2 separate regions of the Homo sapiens genome follow, and region 1 is linked to region 2. Evidence: chromatin loops called from intact Hi-C (ENCODE). Cell type or tissue: pancreas. All regions are shown on one strand. Each heading gives the region's core, and the rest is flanking DNA. Links, peaks and the distances in the headings are about the cores only.

Region 1 (11,497 bases), core at 2,358-10,357, 120 kb before region 2:
CAGAGCAAAGCAAGGGGGAGCTGAGTCAGTAAAGTGGCCTCAGGACACTGTGCCAGGAGGCAGGTCATGCTCACAGTGGGGTCATCTCAGCTGCTACAGAGGGTGTCTCTTGGTGTGGCTTCCATGTGTCTTTTTTTTTTTTTTAAGATACAGGGTCTGTCTCTGTTGCCCAGGCTGGAGTGCAGTGGTGCAATCATAGTTCACTGTAACCTCAAACTCTGGGCTTAAGCAATCCTCCTGCCTCAGCCTCCTGAGTAGCGGGGACCACAGGCGTGTGCCACCATGCCTGGCTCATTTTTTTTCTTTTTTCTTTTTTTTGTAGAGATGGGGGTCTCACTATGTTGCTCAGGCTGGTCTCAAACTCCTGGGCTCAAGCAATCCTCCCGCCTTGACCTCCTGAAGTGCTGGGATTACAGGCATAAGCCACCGCACGGGGCCAAGGGCATGTCTTTATCTGCCTTCTTTGGGATTTGGTGACCAAGGGTCTCCTCATCCCAAGCTGTCACATGGCTCCCCAGCAATTCACACAGGAGAGACCAAGAAACTACATCAAGCTTCTCTTGCCCACCCCTGCCCATTGACCCCTTATGACTGCAGGGCAAAGGGCTGGGGGCTGGGGGGCTGGAGGGGCCTAACAGAACTGCACCCAGGCTCCAAGGCCTGCCTCCCCACTTGGCTGCATGGCCTGGGGAAGTCAGGTAACTGCTAGCAACTTCGCTTCCCCATCTGCTAAATGGGGATAATAACATCACCTTCGTGGGTGGCCTAATATTTAAATGAATATTTAAATAAGCATGATGTAGACTACAGAGGAGGTGACCAATACAATAAGGCAAACACTCTTCCTTTCCCTTTCTGCTCCCCTCCCTCCCCCCAATCAGGACACACACACACACACACACACACACACACACACACACGCACATACACCCCTATTCAACTGCTGACTTTCCAAGAACACACTGCTAGGGACCAAATGTTTGTGTCCCACCTAAATTCATATGTTAAATCCTAACGCCCAAGGTGATATAGTAGGAGCTGATTAGGCTATGGTCATTAGCCTCATGAATGAGATCAGTGCCTTATAAAAGAGAACCCAGAGAGCTTGTTTCCCTGTCCACCAGGGTAAAGATGACTATGAACCAAGAAGCAGGCCCTCACCAGACACTGAATCTGCTGGTGCCTTGGTTTAGGACTTCCCAGCCTCTTTCATAAGAACTGTGAGAATTTTATTTCTGTTGTTTATAAGCCACCCAGGCTATGGTACTCTGTTCCAGCAGCCTGAACAGACTGACACACACCATCCTCAAAGGAAAACATCAAAGGGGCTGAGGCCGGTACCCACCTACTCTGGCTGGGGTGGAGGTGGGGAGCGGGTGCTGACGAGGTTGGGAAGGCGTAGTGGGTGTGAGCTGAGTGATGGGTTGGGTCAGGGCTGTGGTTAGAACCGTAGGTCTGGGGCCAGCCAGCCTGGCTTGGATCTTGGCCCTGCACCTGCCAGTTGGGTGACTTCAGGTGAGTGGCTTCATGTCCCTGAGCCTTCAGCTCCTTGGTAAAATCATGTCACAGTCGTACTTACCATGTAAGACCATAGTGAGGGCTGAATGACAACAATCATTCATCCAACAGAGACCCTCTGAGACCCTGCTCTGGGACATGCACTGTTCTGGGTGCTGGGGATACAGCTGTGAACAGAACAAAGACAAGTTCATACTCTCCTGGAGCCTGTGTTCTAGTGGGAGGGGCCAACAATAAACACAGCAAGCGTCTTAGTCTGTTCAGGCTGTTATAACAGAGTACCTTCTTACACTAGGTAATTTCTTTTTCTTTTTTTTTTTCTTTCTTTTTTTTTTTTTTTTTGAGATGGAGTCTTGCTCTGTCACCCAGCTGGAGTGCAGTGGTGCGATCTCGGCTCACTGCAACCTCCACCTTCTGGGTTCAAGCAATTCTCCTGTCTCAGCCTCCCAAGTAGCTGGGATTACAGGCACGTGCCACCACGCCTGGCTAATTTTTGTATTTTTAGCAGAAATGGGGTTTTGCCATGTTGGCCAGGCTGATTTCAAAGTCCTGACCTCAGGTGATCCACCCGCCTTGGGCTCCCAAAGTGCTGGGATTACAGGCGTGAGCCACCGTGCCCGGCCACACTAGGTAATTTCTTAAAAACAGAAATTTATTGCTCACAGTTCTGGAGGCTGTAAAGTCCAAGATCAAGGTGTCAGCAGATTTGGTGTCTGGTGAAGGCTGGTTCCCCACAGATGGCGCACTCTAGCTGTGTCCTGCCATGGCAGAAGGGGCAAATGCTGTGTCCTCACATGATGGAAGGGGCAAGGGCCTTGCTGGAGCCTCTTTCATAAGGGCGCAAATCCCATTATCCTTCCGTGTGAGGAGGCAAAACCACCATGGCTGCTCTGTGCCAGGCTCATCAAAGGTGTCCATGAAGAACATCCTTTCTGTGCAGGGCCAGTGGTCTGGAAGAGCAACCACTAACTGACCGGAGATGGGTCTGGCTCTCCGCCTGCAGAAGCCAGCGAGTGGCCTGGGATCAAAGCCGAGGCGCTCAGGCCTGCTGCCCACCTCCCCCACTGAGTCTGGGCTGTGACAGACCTTGTCTTCTCTGGAAGATGGAAAGGGAAGACGGTCCCCCACCCCAGCCCCCATGAATTCTCAATGGACCCTGCAGCAGCACACTTGAAAGAAGCCAGGGGTTATCTACAAAATTCCAATTAAATCCACAGGCTTTGATAATTTGATAAGCCACTCCACAGTCGCCCCAGAGTCAAAATATGCTGTTACTCGATCCCGTGTTTATGTTCTAGGCTGGAGGGAAGGGAGGTGCACAGTCGCCTGGAAAGGTCCAAACAGCCGGAGAGGGAGGAGGTGCAGGCACTAGGCTGACACGTCGGCAGCCTGTCAGCCGAGGGTCATGGACAAGCTCTGGCTCTTTTGTGGCAGGCACACTCTGCAGGGGAACACAGGTCTCTCTTGGTGGGTCCTGGAGGCGGAGCAGAGACAGGGCCGGGCCCGGGGAGGGGGAGCCCCTCAGAACTGCCTGGCCACAGCTGAGCTCACTTCCTGAGCCTCAGACCTGTCTTGGGGCTGGAGGCATTCCTATTCCCAGGCCCATAACTTGCCAGACCAGTGGTGAACTGGCCCACGTGGCCAATACCACCTCAAGAAAGAGGCAGATAACCCCTGCTGGCCTGGTGATGGAGCGGCCAAATGCTTCACAGCCCCTCCCTGCAAAAGTCAGGTAGGGACGGAACGTGCACACATTCCATTCTGTTCCCCAGCCTTCCATGAACACAGGTGTGGAGCACTTCCTGTGCACCAGTAGCACCTGGCCGGGTTATTTGAGTAAACCCTCTTGACCAGCTCGTGAGTTCTGCATTATCTCATTTTAGGGGAACAGAAATGCAGAGACATTGAGCAAATGGCCAAAGATCACTGAGCCTTAAGTGGCAGGGCCTGGCCCCAGAGCCTGGCCCCACAAAGCCATGGCCTGCTGCCTCCCCAACAGCCAAGTGTCTTGCTGAGCCTGGTTTCCACTGTTCCTCAAGGGCCTCCTAGAGGTGGGCAAAAGGCTAACTTAATGCCATGAATGAAGTGAGGCCGACGGATTCAGCTGACTGGCAAAGAGCAGGTTTGGAGGCATGGATCACAGGCTGGGTCAGCTGCTTTTGTGGCGATACACCTGCTGCCTCCACCATCAACGATCCTGATCCTTTTCCCCCGTGGCCAGGCACACGATCACGGGGGATCCCAACAGCCACCCACGTAGGGAGGAGCATCTCCTCTCTCCCCATGCAAGGACAGAAAATGAGAGGCTTGGAGAGAACATCACAGCTGGGCAAGGGCGGGTCAGGTGAGGACCCAGGGATACTGCTGCCAGGCTCAGAGCCTTCCCTTGCCCTGAGGCAAGGCAAGGATGAAGAAGGAAGGGGCAGGAGCGCAGACAGGTGGGGACAGAAAGGAGATCCTGAGGAGCTTCAGGACCACAGTCCCCAAACCAGTGAAGCAGGTGGGAGAAACAGATGAATGTGGGCTTCTGCTTGCAACCTGGAAGTTCTGGGTTCAAATTCCCGCTCTAGCTGTGAGCTCCTGTTTTGTAATCTGTAATGTGGGGATAAGAATATACAAGCCCTGGCCGGGCGCAGTTGCTTATGCCTATAATCCCAGCACTTTAGGAGGCTGAGGCGGGTGGATCCACTTGAACTCAGGAGTTCGAGACCAACCTCGCCAACATGGTGAAACCCCGTCTCTACTAAAAATACAAAAATTAGCCAGGTATGGTAGCATGTGCCTGTAATCCCAGCTACCAGGGAGGCTGAGGTAAGGGAATTGCTTGAACCTGGGAGCCAAAAGTTGCAGTGAACCGAGATTGCTCCACTGCACTCCAGCCTGGGTGACAGAGCGAGACTCTGTCTCAAAAAAAAAAAAAAAAAGAATATACAAGCCCTGGTGCAAACCTCTCATCATCTGAGTTTCATGGATAACCCTTGGAGGTAGCAAAAACAGGGCTTAATCACTATTCCCTTTTTACAGATGGTTCCCTATTTCTCGCTATTCTTTCTTCTGAAATTTTACATTTTAAATTTTAATTTTTTGTAGAGACAAGGTCTCACTGTGTTGCCAGGACTGGTCTTGAACTCTTGGGCTCAAGAGATCCACCTGCCTTGGCTTCTCAAAGTGCTGGGATTACAGGTGTGAGCCAATATGCCTAGCTTTTTTTTTTTTTTTTTCAATCAGCTGAATTTAAGATTCATCCCTGTTTCTCTCTAAATGTAGAAACTTCGGCCAGCACTGAGCCACTAGGGACCACAGGAAGGCTTGGGGAAGTTACGAGGGATCTGCCTGGACATTACACAGCTAGTAGCAGCAGAACTGGGACGTGAACTCAATACTTTGCATCCTATACCCTGTGGCTTTCCACTGCTTCACGCTGTGAACCAAGCTACTGATAAGCTCCTGATGGTTCACAGTGCTTGTTTCTTGCCTGAGGCAGCCATCAGTGAAGATGGTCTTTGCTAGGCCAGGTGGGCCTCGGAGCTGCTTTTTCCTCCCTCGAAATGCCCAGGCTATTTCAGGCTATTAGTCTTTTAGCATGCGTGAAGACAGAAGGGTCCCTTTAGGCAGGACTGCCATGTATGGGTGTGCAGGCCACATATTCTACAACCTCATGGGCACATTCACAGAAAGTGCAGTGTGAATGGCACCTCCAGAGCCACGCAATGCTCACCCTCATCTTCAGGCTTTCTCCTCCCCATCACCAGGTTCCCCCTGCCTCTCCCCACCTGGCCCAGAGGGTTCCTGTGTCCTACTCTCTCCTTTCCCTCTGTAGTAGCCACCCCATCTGCCTCTCTCTCACCCATCCGGTACTTTAAGCTTCCAGGGGATAGCTATGGAGTGAGCTGATTCATCAGCATCCCCTTAAGTCCTCTCCCCAACCCTCTCTCTTACCCAACACCCCTCCCTGCCTTCTGCCCACCAGCTCCTGGGTGGGAGCTGAATTTTTCTCTCCAATGAGAACCTATGCTGGGGACTGCAGGTGAGCAGAATGCTCTGAGCAAGAGAGCATGGCCATCTGGATGGAGTCGGGTCCTGGGTGTGAGAAACCAGCATGGCTGAGTGGGCCATCTTTACCACCACCCACAGCATCCCAATTTCAGAGAGAAAAAAGACCTGCATGGTTCCCTGTTTCTCTCCAAACATGGAAACATTAGCCAGCACTGGGCCACTAGGAACCACAGACTTAGGTTCAGGTTTTGTCCTGTCTCCTATCAAACCATCTGCATGACTCTGGGGGAAAAGCACCTGACCTCACCGAGCCATGGTTTCCTCCTCTGTAAATAGGACTATTGAATATGGTAATGCCTATCATAAAATGCTATACATAAAAGATACTGGGTAAATTCATTATGATTTTTTATGATGATTATAAAATCTGTTGTAGCAGCCCAGGACTGCTGTTATTTGGCAGGTGAGTTTTCATCCTGGGCAGTGCACACTGGGACCTCTGCAGCCATAACAGCGAAGAGCAAGGACTGTGCTAGCCCTGAGTGGTCTCGATGGCATGACCATTATATTTTCTGTTATCTCATCTGCTCCTTGTAACAACCCTGTGAGCCAGAAAGAGTTTGTAGGAAAATCTGCTCCACAAATGCAGAGACACTCTTCCCTGCAGCCCTGGGGTAAAGGAAAATGAAGAGTGGGCTCTGGCACTAGGAGCCTGGGGAATAATGTCCCCCATTCCTTTGGACCACTGTTCTTTAGCCCGGCTGGCCCTGCTAGCTCACCTTCTGCTTGTGTTCCCACAGCCTCAGCCTCCCCAGGCTGGCCATTGCTTTAGCCCACGCCTCCCCAGCACACAGGAGAGGCCTGAGCTATTACTTACTCTTTTGGAGGGTTGACATCCTCGGGTCGAGCCTCGAAGAACCGGAAGACTTCGTCACACTGTGAGATGTGGGGGGGCAGCCGGACAAGTGCCTGTGGAGAGACAGGAAGAAAGGGCATTAGGTGTGATGAACTTGGGAACAGGAAAACCAAGACAGTGTCACCTTACACCAACAGTGACAGAGAGGCTCAAGAACTGAGCCATGGAAGACATGGTCAACCAGCCACCCACCTGTCCACCCAGAAAACTAATCAACAAATCAACCAATCAAATAACGAATCAAACAACCAACCTTCCTTCCTTCCCTCCCTCTTTCTATCCATTTCTCTCAACTAACTAGCCAGCCAACTAACTGACCAACTAACCAACCAGCCAATTAATCAACAAACCAACAAGACAACAACAAGAAAACCCCTAACCAGTTATCCAATCAACCTACCCATCAACCATCCAGTCAACCAACCAACCAACCAACCAACCATCCAACCAGCCAGTCAACCAACTAAACAACTGACTTAAACAAAAAAAAAAAGACCACTGAACCCTGGAACCCTGGGTCTTAGGGTCCTCAGGAGCTAATCATTCTGCAGGAACCCTGAGGGAATTCCCTTCTGCACACAGAATAAGTCCAAGATCCATAACCTAACAGTCCAAGGTCACGTCCTCCCAGCCTTGTCTTCCACTAGCCACGCTCCAGCTGCACCAGGCATTCACACTCCCTAAACACTGACCACAAAATTAATTATTTCATGACAAGTTGATAATTGCTGCCAAGGACAACAAAGCACTATGATGGAGTTTGATAGAACCCAAGAAGATGTGGAAGATGGGGAGCCAGTGTTTCAGGAAGGACTCTTTAAAGCTAAGTTCTGAAGGATGGATAACAATTAACTGGTCAAGGTGGAGGTGGAGCGATCAAGCATGTTGGTTTCAGGAGATGAATGAAGGCCAGTGCGGCCTGAGGACCCAGAGCAAGGGAGAGGGGCCATAGGAGGTGGGCAGGGGCATGACTAGCAGGGCCTTGTTTTAGGCCAAGCTGAGGATGCCTGGAGAAACAATGTAAACTGAAGAGTGTGGAAAGGTTTCTTAGAAGAGTGGGCAGGAGCACGGCTTGTGGAGTTTGCAGGGTTTGGACAAGCAGAGAGGAGGAGTGGGCATTCTATGGGAAACAGTAGTCATGGCAAGTGCGTGGGCCAGCTGTGAGCCTGTCATCCAGGCATGGGGAGAGTCTGCAGCTGGAAAGTGAGGCACTAGGTCAGGAGGTAGTCAGAGTTAGGCCAGGCGTGGTGGCTCATGCCGGTAATCCCAGCACTTTGGGAGGCCGAGGTGGGCAGATCACTTGAGGTCAGGAGTTGGAGACCAGCCTGGCCAACATGGAGAAACCCCGTCTCTACGAAAAATACAAAAATTAGCCAGTGTGGTGGAGGGCGCCTGTAATGCCAGCTACTCGGGAGGCTGATGCAGGAGGAGAATCGCTTGAACCCAGGAGGCAGAGGCTGCAGTGAGCCAAGATCGTGCCACTGCACCCCAGCCTGGGCAACAGAGCAAGACTCTGTCTCAAAAAAATATAAATAAATAAAATAAAAATAAAAATAAATAAAATAAAATAAAACAAAATAAAATAAAAAGAAGGCAGTCAGAGTTCATGCTGCACACCAGCACGCAGGACCCTGACCTGGCCCAGTCCGACATGGAGGGGTTGGGGGTGTAGGGTGAGGCCGGGTGTAGCCCCGTTTTCTGGGCCCCTCAATTTAGTATGGGGAGAAATACTGGGGCAAGGAAGGATCCCCTGGTCCAAACAGACAGGAGAGAACACTACCAAAGCAGAGCTGAGGGACGGGGACAGGGAGCCGAGGGCTAGAGCCAGGAGAAGACAGGAAAACCCAGGACTGGAGGAGTCAACAAACACAGGGTTTGTGAGAAACTCCTGATGAGACCTGGTCTATAAGACAGGACCCTGTCCCATACCCCTGCCTCCTGAAACCTCACACACCACGACCAGCTTCAGATGCAAGGCCTAGATCCAGTGGCTCCTGGGCCAAGTACAGTAAGTCTGTGAGTGTCGTTCCAGGAAATTCTCATGAGGGTCGTCCTCATGAGGGCACAATTCCCATCCCCATACTACGGGTGAGGAGACAGAGGTGCAGGGAGACATGTGGCCTGCCCACAGGCACCCACGGAGGGTGGGAAAGACTCACTGGAAGGTAAGCTCCATGCAGGCGCGATTTTAGTCTGTTTGGTTGATTTCTGTGTCCCCAGATCCTAGTAGAGTACCTGACAGAGCAGGCACTTGATTTATATTTGTTTAAAGAAATGAATGAAAAATGGATAAGGTAGTGAAGGTTTCCATGTCTATAAGCCCAATATCCAGTAGCTATGGGACATGATAGTGGGGCAAAAAACCCACATATAATCTTAGGTTGCATCTATAGAATTATAATATTGAGGAAGAGGAAAGTAATGGTTTAGTTATTCTCTGAGCTAGTTAGATAACAATTGAAGTGTGCCATCTAGCACCAGGCATCCTATCAAGATGGGCCCTTCTCGATGCCAAACCCACACCCAGGCAAGATGAGGTAAGACCAGACCATGGCAGATAAGAGAGCATGATGTAACCCTCAGTCATTCCTTTCAGGGGTCATGGCTCTCCAAGGGTCTCTGAAATAACACATCTCCATCAACAGGCAAAAAACAGAAAAGGAAAATTAACATTAAATGAGCAGCTATGTGTCAGGCCCTATCCTTGGCCCCTTGACTCCTCCAGTCATCCACCAAACAGTGAGGGCTTTGCAGTGTGTGCTGCATATGGGGCTGTGCCTGGTTTTACAGGGATGAGAGAGAGCAAATCTAATGACATGTCACCCCATTTTGTCCTGGAGGTAGACATCATTGCCTCCACATACGATGGGGACACTGAGGCTGCTGGGGGTGAAGCCATAAGTGAGGAAAGGGGCAGAATCCAGCCCCAAGCTGTGAAGGTCAGATGGGTGGAGCATGCCTCCAGAATATTCAAGTTCTCATTTAACGCACACTGTCCATGCTGTGTTCTCCTTGGGAAGGGTAGAAGGAAAAGGAAATGAAAAACTGAGGAAAGAGAGAGACAGACAGGGAGCAAGAGGGAGGGAGAGAAAGTCAGGGAGGACAGGGGGCCCCAGGAGAGAGTGCCAATGGGGTCGGGATGGGCAGAAGGCAGGAGGAAACCATTACCAGGGATCCCGGCTCTGTGCAAAGTCATTGCCGGGTGACCACCCTGAAAGGGAGAAGGAGGGACGCAGGGCAGGAGAGGGCGGGTTTCAGCGGCCCACAGCACTAGTGCCCTCCCCGCTCAGTGTGCTGCCACTCACCCTAAGCACAGACCCTGGCCAGCCATGGCTCACCCAGCCCTGGCAGGGAACAGAGGGGCTCTTCATGCCGACAGAGACCCACATTCCGGAGGCAGAGGACGCGTGGGCCACGAGGGCCTCAGACAAAGAGGCCTTTTGGTGGAACAACCGCAGCATCTTTATTTAACGGGGAGCCCTGAGGGGAGCCGCGTGGAGGGCTCGTCCTGATTTCAGGCTGACAAGAGGCTCTCAGCCCAGAGCAGCTTCCATCAGAGCTGCTGCCAAAGCTCAGCTCTGGCCAAAATCATTTGGCAGGAGAGAGTGATGCTGAGCAGTGAGTCCCCGCAGCCTGGGCTGGTGATGATGGCCAGGGCCAGGGCACCCCCAAGCCCAGCCGTTGTGAGAAGAGCAGAGTAGGGGGCCAGATAATGGGCATATCAGGGTTAGCAACCCCAGCTTAGGTCTAAAATTCTGCCATGAGACATTCATGATGTATGCCACGTGGTGGTAAAGTCAGGGCCTCAGAGCCTCAGGGCCTCAGAGCCTCAGGACCTCAGGGCTGCAGGCAGATGCAGGTTTGGGTCCTGGCTCTGCCATTTATGGGCTGTGTGAGGCTGGATGCATTACCTGCCCTCTGAGCTCTGGGATGTGACGTGGCACCTACCTAGCTGTTAGGAAGTTAAGCGAGATGAATATGAGAAGCCGAGCACAGTGGCTGGTGAAGAGTACACTCAGTAAATGTGAGCCGTGATAACATTAGTGTCATCGCTGCCATTGTCATTCTTTAGGAGAAAGCAGTGATGAACACTTGAAAGAGCACTGGAATGGGAGACAGGAGTCAATTCTAGTTCCAGTTCTGCAGTTATATACTTGCTGTGTGACCTTAGGCAGCTCACTTCACCTCTCTGGTTGTCATTTCTTCCAAGATAAAATGGAATCCCGAAGTATGTCTCATGGAAGAACTCCCTGATGAGGTGAAATGAGCTCTGTGAGCACATGTGAAATCTGCCTTGAGGGTCCCCCCATCTTGGCCTTGGGGATCACCATGTTTGTTACCATCACAAAGCCTCTGAGAAATCCTGCAGGAAAGAAACCTGTAGAGCTTTGTACAAGCCAGCATTTACTACTACTAACAATATCCTGTAGGACTGTGTCATTTAATCAGCACATCAACTCTAAGAGGACAGTATGACTATGATTTCAGTTTTACAGAAGAAGAAACTAAAGCACAGAGAGTTTACATAATTCCCTGAGGCCTCACAGCTAGTAAGTAGCAAAGAGTTGTTTTTTTTGTTTGTTTGTTTGTTTTTTTTTTTTTGAGACAAAGTCTCACTCTGTCACCCAGGCTAGAGTGCAATGGCCCGATCTGAGCTCACTGCAGCCTCCCCCTCGCCGGGTTCAAGCGATTCTCCTGTCTCAGCCTCCTGAGTAGGTGGGATTTACAGGCACGTGCCACCACAGCAGGCTAATTTTTTGTATTTTTAGTAGAGACGGGGTTTCACCAAGTTGGCCAGGCTGATCTCGAACTCCTGACCTCAAGTAAGTGATCCACCTGCCTCGGCCTCCCAAAGTGCTGGGATTACAGGCATGAGCCATGGCGTCCGGCTGTAAGTAGCAAAATTTTGAATCAGGCTGAGTCCAGAGCCTATGCCCTGATCCACTCCCTCCTGCCTCTAGCTTTACCCACAGGTATTTGACTGCGGTGCTGATTTTCCAGACAACTCCTAGTGACGCCCTGTGGAACACAGCTGAGGCAAATCCAGGTTCAAGACATTCTGAAGTT
Region 2 (11,497 bases), core at 2,263-10,262:
GCCTGTAACCACTATGTGGGCCGCTACAACCTAATCTAAGTCAGTAGACAGCTGAACCAACATGCAAGTTAATGCTGTAGTAGGTTCACACTTATCTTAATAGTTCTGGGCCTGGGAATTTATTGCAGGATAATTTTTCAACATTTGTGCTGCTCAGGCTGCCTTGAATGAGTCTGCCTGCCTCCCAGACTTGGCTGATGTTGGAGCACACAGGTGGGGCAGAGGTGGCCCTTTAAGGTTCTTGGGGACACTGGCAGAAGCTGTCTGCTTTCAAGCAGTTGTTTGGAGTCACAAGCTGGCTAGGTACCAGGAAGCCCTCTCCCAGCAGCTCTGGAAACCAAAGGGTACGAAAGGCCCAGGCTGGGAGTAAATCCCAAATGCCCCATGCAGACTTGCATCTGGGATTGCAGCTTCCGTGGGATTTCCCACTGCTCTGACGTGAGCTCGCAGGGGTGGGAGCAGCCAGGCAACTCGGGTGGCCCCATTGCCTCTGTCTGCCAAGAACTCACAATGACGAAATGTCCACCCGCGATCCCTTCCAGGAATCCAGACTGGGAAGGTCTGTTTCTCTGCCATTCCCTTATTCGAAGTGAAATCGCTTAGCAGACAACGATGGATCTGCATTGCCCCATCCTCACACACCTGGATATGGAATCTCCACACGGTGGAGAAATCAGACCATGTAAACAAACAGGTTGACAGATGCTCACAGGGTATGAAAACTAGACATAAAGTTCTTTACCCAGCTAGAATTTTCTACAGTCTCTTCTCCTGGAGGCCCAGGGGGGTGAACTCAAGGACGTCCTGGTCTTTTGGCCGCCCCCCCAACCCCTCACCAAGTCTTCGCTGATTTTCCAGTCTCCCGTGCAGCTCTACCCTCCTCTGGGTCACAACAACTTTTCCCTGAAGCAGGTCCTCACAGCACACCTGCACCACTCTATAGTTCATGCAGCCAGGCCTCAGAGCCTTCTGCTCCCTATACTTCCTCCTTGGCCTTCACTGAAGCCAGAAATCACGTTTCTAGAGCAAGTGCCCCAAGTGGAGAGGGAGGCCCCTTTCAGCATGAGCAAAGGCTTGGCTGAATCTCACCAAGCTCCCCCTTCACTGGACGAGGAACCAGCAAAGGATGGACTAAAGGCTGGTCAAATCCCAGTACCGCGTCTTCCTAGTTGTGTTACCTTGAGTGAGTGACTCAGCCTTTCTGATTCTCAGGCCCCTTATCTATAAAGGGGAGAAACACAGTCTCTTTTGAGAGCATGAAATGAGGTCTATGGGCACCTGCCTGGCACCAAAGAGGCAATGGAGGAAAAGATCAAAGGTGGTTATTGTAAGTATATGCAAAGATCTATGAGACCCTTTTATACTAAAATCTAAGTATTCTTGGACCCCCTAGCCTGATCATAGGGGGCTCTCAAGGATAAAAGATTGCCCCAGGAATATGCCAACAGCTTTTATTACACACACACACATCCTCCAGCACACACATGCACACACACACTGCACTCACAGCTACACACAGACATGTCCATACACACACAATACATCCCCAACACACACATTCCACACTCAAACCCACACACAGACACATCCATACACACATAACACATCCCCTAACACACACACTCCACAAACTCACACACAGACACATCCATACACACACAGCACATCCCCCAATACACACATTCCACCTTCAAACTCATATACAGACACATCCATACACACACAACACATCCAACACACACAGTCCACACTCAAACCCCCACACAGACATGTCCATACACATGCAACATTCCCCAACACACGAGTGCACACACACTCCACACTCACAGACATGTACACACACACACACACACACACACCCCTTCTTTTCTCCCTTTGTTTTCTTAAAGATGTTCTCACCATCTCTAAAAACACACTAGTGTCTCCACAATTTGAAACACCATCACAAGAAGCTTTCATGTTCATAATGTCCAATGCTCTGCCAACTAGCCCGATTTTACAGAGGGAATTTTACTACAAACAAGCAGAGCGTCTTGCTCATATATGTCACCTTGCACCTGGGCACAGGAGCCGGCAGCCCCTCTCCGTTTCCTTAGACACTTACTGATGCTGCTCCTCCCAGCCTGATGAGTGACGGATGAAGATATTAGATTTCTATTATCCCTAAGTCTCTCGTTTGTTTCCTGAGGCAAGTCTACATAAGGCCGGGTTCCCTTGTTTCCAAGGCCCGCCTATCGTGTTTGCACTGACTGAGCTCCTCCCTGGTGGGCCCCTAGAAGCTGTTGTACTTATCAAGTATTCTTCAGCCCTCTATTCTTTTACCTACTCAGGAAATTGCCCTCTTATTATCAAGAAGACCTCATCAAACAAGTTTCTTATCTGACTCCTCTCTAACGAGAAACCCATAAACCTCCAGACAGGCACCACCGGACAGGCAGCCTGGTGTGGGGACCTGGGAGTCCCAGACAGAGGTTTTCAGTCCTAGCTCTACCACTTGCTAGCAGGAGAAGTTTGCTATCCTAGTTGGGTTCTTCCTGAAGCCGACCCTAAGACAAGGCCTTGGATCCAGGCTGATAACTCCCATTCCCCACCACTTGAGGGTGGGTTCCAGGGATGACAATTAGCCCCCTACCTTCCCCAAGTCTTTCTCAGGTGCACCCACTTGGGCAGAGCAAGCTTCCCTGGGGCCATGGCCCAGGAGGGAGTGCTCACACAGACAGGTGAGGTGGGGAGCTGTCAGTGTGCTGGATGCCACAGCTGGGGCACTGCAGGTGAACTCAGGTGAGCCCAGGGGACGTGGGGCAGGCATCAACAGTGCCCACCATATTTCCAGGAGTCACGGACCCTCTCTGAGCCTTTCCTTGTCTGTGAAATAGGCAGGAGAACTGTAGCACTTCCCAGCAGCACCCCTCAGAGAAGTTGTGGATGTGAGGAGCTCTGCAAACTAGGACACACACAGTACCTGCAGAAGACACCGTCACCTGCTGCACCCACAGCCCTGCACAACTCAGGGCTGCTCTCGAGAGGAGAGTGCAGGAAAGAGTGGGAAAGGCCAGAGCCCACTGAGCCGCCTCTTGGGGCCCTCGCCAAGCCTCACAGCTGTTTGAACAGCCACCGTGAAGGAAAGTGACTACCGGATGCCTCATGGTGTCTCTGATTCTGCAGCCAACCAACAAGGGAGGCATGGGCATGGTTAGCTGCGGAAACTGAGCCCCCAGGGTGAAGGACTCCTCACAGAACTCAGCTAGGAAATCCCCTGCTGGCCTGAATCTTTACACTCGCCCTTCCTCTAGAACATGCCACAGGTTCCATCCAAGACACCTCTGTCACAAACACCATGTGGCCCTCTCAAGGGCTCTAAATATATACCTGTCAGGCCCCAGGGGCTCTGGGCTGATGGGAAGCAGACTCACCTGCGGTGTGGGTGCAAATCATGGCAGCAACATGGAGCACTAACTCTGCACCAGGCACCTTAGCAGGGCTTTTGCCATCATCGGCATTTAATCCTCCTAACGACCCTATGGGGAAGGTACTATTATCCTCATATTAACGGAAGAGGAAATCCAAGCACTGAGGGGGTAAGTGACTCACCCAAGGCCACACAGCAATAAATGGCACAGCTGAAATTTGAACTCAGGCAGTCTGGTTTCAGAACCCCCTCTCTGAACTACTTTGCTGCTTTCCTCTCTAAGGTTCAGACCATTCTCTTCACTAATGTGTCAGAAGGCAGCACCCCAAATGTTGGGAATGGAGCTACCATTGCCCTCTCTCCTTGGACAAGGACTGCCAAAGGCCAGGGAGGCAAAACAGCACAGGCAGCCACCTCTCCTACAGGACCAGGCTCCTGGGGAGACCGTGTAACAGCTCGGTCCTAAGTGGGGGATCTTTACCAGGCATCGGTGTGCCCACGGCGGCATCTGGCACTGTGGCCCAACACAATCAGGGCCAATGACTTTTTTTTCTTTTTGAGAATAAAGATTTTTCCATTTGGATGTTCTAATGGGGGTTCCCAGTACAATCTTTCCAAAATGGAGAGAAAAAGCAAGGAAAAGCCAAAGACAGCAAGAGTTTCCCAGAGCACAGAGCCAGGAAGAGGCCAAAATGAGCTGGCCCCAGCTGCCAGCCCACAGGGAGGGTGTCCAGAACATCAACATACATACAGACCTAGAAGAACGTCTTGGGGCGTGCACATCAGCACAGATAAATGGTCAACCCCGCGTGGGATCTGCTCACCAGCTCTGAAGGCGGCCCTTGGCTGTGGACATAATCTTCTTTCCATTTCTTACATTACATCAGCAGAACCACTAGCAAGTAGAATAGAAATCCCAACTCTCTTTTTTCATGCCTCCAGCCTCCTTCATCACTAGTTCCACCAACACCCCTACACCCTGAAGTGGAAGTTCTAATCACAGGTTCGACACGAGGCCAAGCAAATTAGCTCGGTAGTACAGACCCAAAAGTCAGGTCAGGAGAACAGCAATTGTGTCAGCTCTGAACATGCACATGCGAAGGATTCTTTCAGGGGATGCTCCGCCTTCTCTGACGGAGAGCATATGCTATTCCAGTCACTGAGCTCTTGCTCTGTGCCTGGCAGTGTTTTGAGTGTTTTCTGTTTTACGTTAATTAACCCGTGCCATCCTCATCACCAGCCTGAGAGATGCTTTTATTATCAACGTTTTACAGATGAGAAAACCGAGGTGCAGAAAGCTGCAGCCCCTCCCCCAAGGCCACACAGCCCCTCCCCCAAGCCCACACAGCCCCACCCCCAAGGCCACGCAGCCCCTCCCCAGAGGCCACGCAGCCCCTGAGTGGCAAGGCTGGGATTCCCGTCAGGCAGTCGGCCTCCCACTGGCTGCCTCAACATAATCTCCACAACATCCCATGATACAGATACTAACAGCTGCCCTTACAGAGAAGGAAATTGAGGCTCAGCATTAAACTACCTCCCCAAAGTCACCAACTAAGCAGCCGAACCAGGGGGCAAATGGATGTCAGATTCTGGAGTCCGAGTTTGCAACCGCCATGCACACATGCCTCACTACAGGGCCGGAGAGGACAGTGCCAGTGGGCAGCCACCAGGCCTGGGAGAGGGCATGTTAGGGCACACCAGCTGGTCAGCAGGGCAGGCTCCGTAGGGCAAAGGTAAAGGGCTCCCAACGCCCAGTGCCATCAAATCAAAAAGGGCAAGGCCAGGCAAGAGCCCAGCGCTGCTGACAGACTGGCAGAGGCAGAAATGATGGCGCCAACAACAGCTGCTGTTTATTTTGGGGCCAGGGAAGAGAGGAAGGACTGGTTAGGACCCATCTCATTCCAACAATAAACTGAACAGGGCAGGGCGGGGAGGTTGCCCCGCTTCCAGCTAAAGCAACAGCCTGGCCACCTGTTGGGTTTCACTGAGTGGAATGGTCTAGGTGTCAAAAACATCTTGCCAGACACCCTAATCTAGCTTCCACCAATAAACACATCGCCACCCCGGCCCAGCCCCCTCCCCAGACCCATGTGCTGCACTTGTAAATGGCCCAGGAAGGCGGCCACATACACCAAGCCCACCCCCTGCAGTGTCAGGTTCCAGAAACAAATGGTTTTTCCTGTCTGGGAGAAGAAAGAGAAACTGCTCATACTGGCCACCCGTGGCTTTTGTTCCCTCACCCTGACACTTGTTAACACCTAATGACAAGTGTCCTGAACGTAAGGTCTACAGACAGCCACCCTGGGCTGCAGCAAGGCTGGCTGGCGGGATTCCCGGAAGGCCAGGAAACAAGAGGTTTCGCGAAGGACTCTGGAGTCCCGCTGCCTGGCTCTGAACCCGGCTCTGCCCCTTCCTAGCTTGTGACCATTGGTAAATGCATCTCATGCATCTCTCTCTGCCTCTGTTCTCTCTGAGTAATGGAAGGACCATAATAGTGCTTTTCTCATAGTCTGTTGCAAGGATTAAATGAGTGATGTGCTTAGTGGCGGGCACATCGTTCATGCTGCTGTTGTTACGGTTGTTATTGTTATGTAGCCTTAGGGTTTCCTTCTCACTGTGAACAATGGAAGACAGTTTCCCTGGATGTTACACACAGCATTTAGGCTCCCAGGTTAGCCTATGCTGTAGGTGAACTAGAGATATCTGGTTGTCAGGGATACAAATCTACTCTGAGGATGAGAAAAGTTTTGGTGGGCTGACTTGAGAATCTTAACACCATTTACGATACAATACTGATAGGAACATGTGTTTTGAGTTTCTAACAACTAACTTCAGCAACTGTAAGTTAGAAGCTTCAGTAAAAATAGGAGTATGAGGTCGGAGGGGAAGGGGCTTTAGTAGAATGAAGCCTTTGTCCAGGGATTTATCACACTGATCCAGGACGCACCATGATCCAGACCCTCTGCTAGCATGAGGAGGGGGCGTTAAAGATGAAAGGATGTGGTCGCTGCTTTTGCAGGAATTCACGCCCCTACCTGCCTCCTGGCTCCCAGCTGGAGCACTGCTTTCAACACAGCACCTTGCACACAGTAGGCACAAAAATAATGTTCAGCCAGTGAAGCTTCCTGGTGTGTACCCTGCCTTTGGGGCCCTGGAGTTCCTACCCATGACGCTGCTGATGGAGACTGTGTTTCCCCAGGAGGTCTCTTTTAAAGGGGGTCAGGGTCAAACCCCAAGCAGTCCTTGAAGCCACCTCTCTGGCAGTGTTTTGGCCAGTTTCAGTCTCCATTAGGTCATCATGAGGCCTCACTGCTGAGCAGAGCATGCTGTGCAGGGTGGGGAGGGATACAAGGCTCAACGTGACCCTTTTCCCTATCTGACCCCATGACCTGCTGCTCTCCCCTCTCTCACTCCACTCAGGCCACACCAGCCACCTCGGGGCCTTGGCACCTGTTGTTCCCTCTCCCTCAACCACTTTCCCCCAGATAGCCACAGGGCTCACTTCCTCACCTCCCTCAAGTCTTACTCAAAAGCCACCTCTACAGTGGGGCTGTCCTTGGCCACCCTCTATAAAATAGCACAGCAAGGCCGGGTGCAGTGGCTCACGCCTGTAATCCCAGCACTCTGGGAGGCCGAGACGGGTGGATCACGAGGTCAGGAGATCAAGACCATCCTGGCCAACATGGTGAAATCCTGTCTCCACTAAAAATACAAAAAAATTAGCTGGGTGTGGTGGCGGGTGCCTGTAGTCCCAGCTACTCGGGAGGCTGAGGCAGGAGAATGGCGTGAACCCGGGAGGTGGAGCTTGCAGTGAGCCGAGATCGCACCACTACACTGCAGCCTGGGCGACAGAGCGAGACTCCGTCTCAAAAAAAAAAAAAAAAAAAGCACAGCAACTCCCACCATCACCAACATGCCTGTCTCCCTCACCTGGCTTTAGTTTTCCCTACGCCATTCAACCCCCATCTCATACACTATGTTTTTGACCTATTTTGTTATTGTATTCTTATTTTTAAATGATATATAATAGTTATACAAATTTTGGGGGTACCTGTGATAATTTGATACCTGTATACAATGTGTAATAATCAAATCGGGGTCATGGGGATATCCATCACCTCAAACACTTATCTTTTATTTGTACTGGGAACATTCCAGTTCTTCTAGTTACTGTAAAATATGCAATAGATTATTGTTAACTACAATTTCCTTACTGTACTATCAAATACTAAAACGTATTATTTCTACCCAACTGTATTTTTGTATTCATTAATCAACCTCTCTTTATTCCTCCCACCTGGCCTCTGGTAGCCGCCATTCTACTCTTCACTACCTCTGTGAGATCTACTCTTTTTAGCTCTCACCTATGAGTGAGGACAGCAATATTCGTCTTTCCGTCTTTCCGCACCTGGCTTATTTCACTTAACATAATGACCTCCAGTTCCATCCACGTTGCTGCAAATGACAGGGTGTCATTTGTTTGTTTATTGTTTCCTTTCCCACACCAGAATGTAAGCTCTAAACGGGCAGGGATTTTTATCTGCCCTGCTGTGTTCCCAGCGCTTGACACATAGTAAACATTCAAATATTGACTGAATGAAACAATGAATGAATGAATATGAGTAAGTATCAGCTTGCCAAAGGCTGAACAATCCAAGGTCATTCTTGGTAAGTGTTAAATGAGAGGTAAAACAGTTAACATTATAAAAATTCGTAGACTGGAAATGTCATTTTAAGATGAGAGGTCAGGGAAGCTTCCAGGAGATGGCAGAAACTGAGCAAAATCAAGAAGGATGATAACGCTGGTGATAGCAATAGTGCCGTTTATGGAACAGTTATCATATGAGTAACAACCATATGGGTTAGGTAGTAGTATTATTATACCCATTTTACTTAGGAAACTGAGGCCCAGGAGGTGAAGAAACTTGGCCAAGTGAAACAAGCTAATGAGTGGCAGGGCTGTGATTCATAGCCAGCTTCAGAGCCACAGCCCATGACAGCAGCTGCCGATGCTCTGCCCCTATCCTCTTGCCCTCAACTTCCAACTGCTGGCACCCAAGTCCCTCTCTTAGTGCTTACTCTGGTTTCCAGAGCCTGGTTTTGCCTAAGCAAGCATGGGGCTGAAAATACCAGGAACTTAAACTCCTCCATGCTCCCTACCACAGTGCCATGCTATCCACCATCCCCAAGAGGAGGATGTGGAGACTGGCAGCTGAACCCTCTGAAGGGCCAGGCCTTCAAAAGTGGCCCTGGGCAAGAGTTCAAGGGGAATACAAATTTGAACCTGCAAATAGAGGCCAGACCTTGGCACAGATCTGTTCCTATAGCAAGCTTGTTATCATATCTTAACATCCGCTCCAACCACATCATGTTTTCAGGGAGGGGCTCAGAGGGAGGGTCACATGGGCAGGTGACCTGGGGTTTAATTCAGCCCTTTGGGGTTTTATCCAGGACCTATGTGACGAGCTCCCTAGCTCCCCATCCCCTAGGGAAGCTGTCAGATAAAGCCGTCGGGCTTTGTTCCTGAAGAGATCTGGGATGCAACCCTGGCTCCCACTGTTGCTGCCAGTGATGGGGCAAGATGCTGCACCTCCCTGAGCCTCAGTTTCCTCCCCTATAAAACACAGATGATGACCAGGGTTTGCTGTGGGGATTAAATGAGACAAGTGCCTGCATCTAAAATGGACTCCACCCATACATTCTCTAACCTGACATCCCCACTTCCCCTGCCTGGGAGCTGCCACGTTCAGAAATAACAAAAAACATGAGGCTGCTTGCTTCAAGTTGCCAATGAGTGATGACTAAAGTCAGTAATTAATCCCAGCTTGAGACCAAAGTGCAGACATTGTTCTATTACGGACCTTAACTCTGCAAGAGAAGCATCAGTTTGCCAGCCCACTGAGGCTCTGACCAGCAGAAATCCCTGGGCTGCCACCTCTGGGAATCTCACACTCATCAAGAAGTGATTCTATCCCTTCTGGGTGCCAGGCACTGCGCTGAGGGCTCAACTAATCTGTTCCAGCCCAGGAGGCAGAATTCAGGACAGAGTTTCACCCTCTCGGAGCTCCACTGCCAGCCCCATGCCAGGCCGGCCAGGCCTCCTCCTCTGTTGTTACAGAGAGAAATTCTCCCACACAGGCAAGTCCCTTAAAATAGCCTTTTGGGTCTGGGCCATCAGGAAATGGGATAACGCTGGGTCAGAATTGGGCCTATCATGAAAGAGTTTACAAAGCAGTCACTTCAAAGGACAGGGACAATCCCTATATGCTCTGAACACTTAGATGGGCAAAAGCAACCAGGGCAAGTTCCCCATGAGGAGCACCTTCTCACAGAAGCCCCTGTAGCCCTGGGTGCCCTGAAAAGGGACCAAGTGTGTAAGACACAGTGATGGTGTAGAACCAGGCGCAGGCTGGGGAAGGGGAGGGAGGTCACATCTGCCTGGGTTTGTGCTTTCTTAACAATGCTACCTGCACTCTCCAAACCTCAGGTTCCATATGAGTCAAATGGGGTTAAAAATGCATACCTTCATGGCCACCCTGGGGCCAGAGGTTATAAATCAAAGGCCATGCAATGCCTGGCACAAAATGGGAATTCAATATGTGGTAGCTGTGTCAGAGGCATGTGAACCAGAGCAACTCCATCTTGAATAAGGGCTGGGTAAAACAAGGCTGAAACCTACTGGGCTGCATTCCCAGATGTTTAGCCATTCTAAGTCACAGAATGAGACAGGAGGTCAGCAGAAGATACAGGTCATAAAGACCTTGCTGATAAAATAGTATGCAGTAGGCTGGGCGTGGTGGCTCACACCTGTAATCCCAGAACTTTGGGAGGCTGAGCCAGGCAGATCACCTGAGGTCAGGAGTTCGAGATCAGCCTGGCCAACACTGTGAAACCCCATCTCCACCAAAAAAAAAAAAACAAAAAATTAGCCGGGCATGGTGGTGTGCGCCTGTAATACCAGCTACTCGGGAAGCCGAGGCACGAGAATCACTTGAACCCAGGAAGTGGACGTTGCAGTGAGCCAAGATTGCGCCTCTGCACTCCAGCCTGGACGACAGAGCGAGACTTCATCTCAAAAAAAAAAAAAAAGAAAAAAGAAAAAGAAAAAGAAAAAAAGGGAAAACAGCATGCAGTAAAGAAGACGGCTAAAACCCACCAAAACCAAGATGGCAACGAGAGTGACCTCTGGTCATCCTGACTGCTATACTCCCACCAGCACCATGACAGTTTACAAATGCCATGGCAATGTCAGGAAGTTACCCTATATGGTCTCACAAGAGGAAGCATGAATAATACACCCCTGGTTTAGCATATCATCAGGAAATAACCATAAAAATGGGTAACCAGTGGCCCTCGGGGCTGCTCTGTCTATGGAGCAGCCATTCTTTTATTCCTTTACTTTCTTAATAAACTTGCCTTCACTTTACTCTATGGACTTGCCCTGAATTCTTTCTTGCTGGAGATCCAAGAACCCTCTCTGGGGGTCTGGATCGGGACCCCTTTCCTGTAACAGCTCTATGATGATGATGGTGATACAATACGTGCCAAGGTCTCCTTTAGTGAGAGTACGCCTCAAAAAAGGAAAACAACGTAGGTTCTCCATCAGGGACCACACAGTGATAGGCAAAAGTGCAAACCAGCCCACACTCCATCAATCCCTACCCCACCTGGTACACCCTGCAAGTTCATTCTCAACATGGGGCATTACTTCCATTCCTGACTCCCTGAAGTTGTGGTCAGATCAGGTAAGAGTGATCAGTTTCCAACAGGTCTAAAGTTCATGCTCCAGGGATCCCAGAAACAGGCTAAATTGTCCCACCCGCCCCACTGCATAATTTATGCTGCATTGACACACACACACAGAGTCTACCCCGACCCAGCCATGGGCCTCCGCCCAGGCTTGGGGAGGGTGGCTTCCTCGCCAGCCAAAGGGAAATGACAGCACAGGGACAGAGAAAGCAGCCCAGTGGAGTGGCAGAAACCACAGCTGTTTCCCCTTTGCTAACTCAGCCACTTAGATATCACTTCCTCCGCTCAGGTAACAGCAGGGAGAGATGGGACTGGGAATAACTCTGTCTTTTCCTGTTC

What was found. Hi-C counts contacts between places; a loop is a spot of excess contacts. Peaks named below come from ENCODE experiments on the same cell type or tissue, not always from the same donor. Only the 100,000 strongest peaks of a DNase experiment are listed, where the experiment ranks them.
Region 1: a loop joins it to region 2, with 2.4 times the contacts of the local background. A loop is called at or near these places in 103 of 110 quality-filtered maps.

The regions. Positions count from the first base shown.
Region 1 is chr10:103,717,879-103,729,375 of GRCh38, forward strand. It overlaps SH3PXD2A (SH3 and PX domains 2A), which reads right to left. Exons shown (of 15, transcript NM_001394015.1): 5 at 6,392-6,483. Among named protein-coding and RNA genes, the nearest start is that of SH3PXD2A-AS1, 23 kb to the right of the region's middle. RefSeq lists an enhancer at 4,703-5,204. In pancreas, for the core only: no CTCF peak of the experiment used is centred there; no DNase peak of the experiment used is centred there.
Region 2 is chr10:103,834,848-103,846,344 of GRCh38, forward strand. The region is part of intron 1 of SH3PXD2A (SH3 and PX domains 2A); the gene reads right to left. Among named protein-coding and RNA genes, the nearest start is that of SH3PXD2A, 15 kb to the right of the region's middle. RefSeq lists enhancers at 1-364, 365-920. In pancreas, for the core only: no CTCF peak of the experiment used is centred there; DNase peaks (open chromatin) are centred at 5,754 and 9,457; H3K27ac peaks cover 4,090 bases.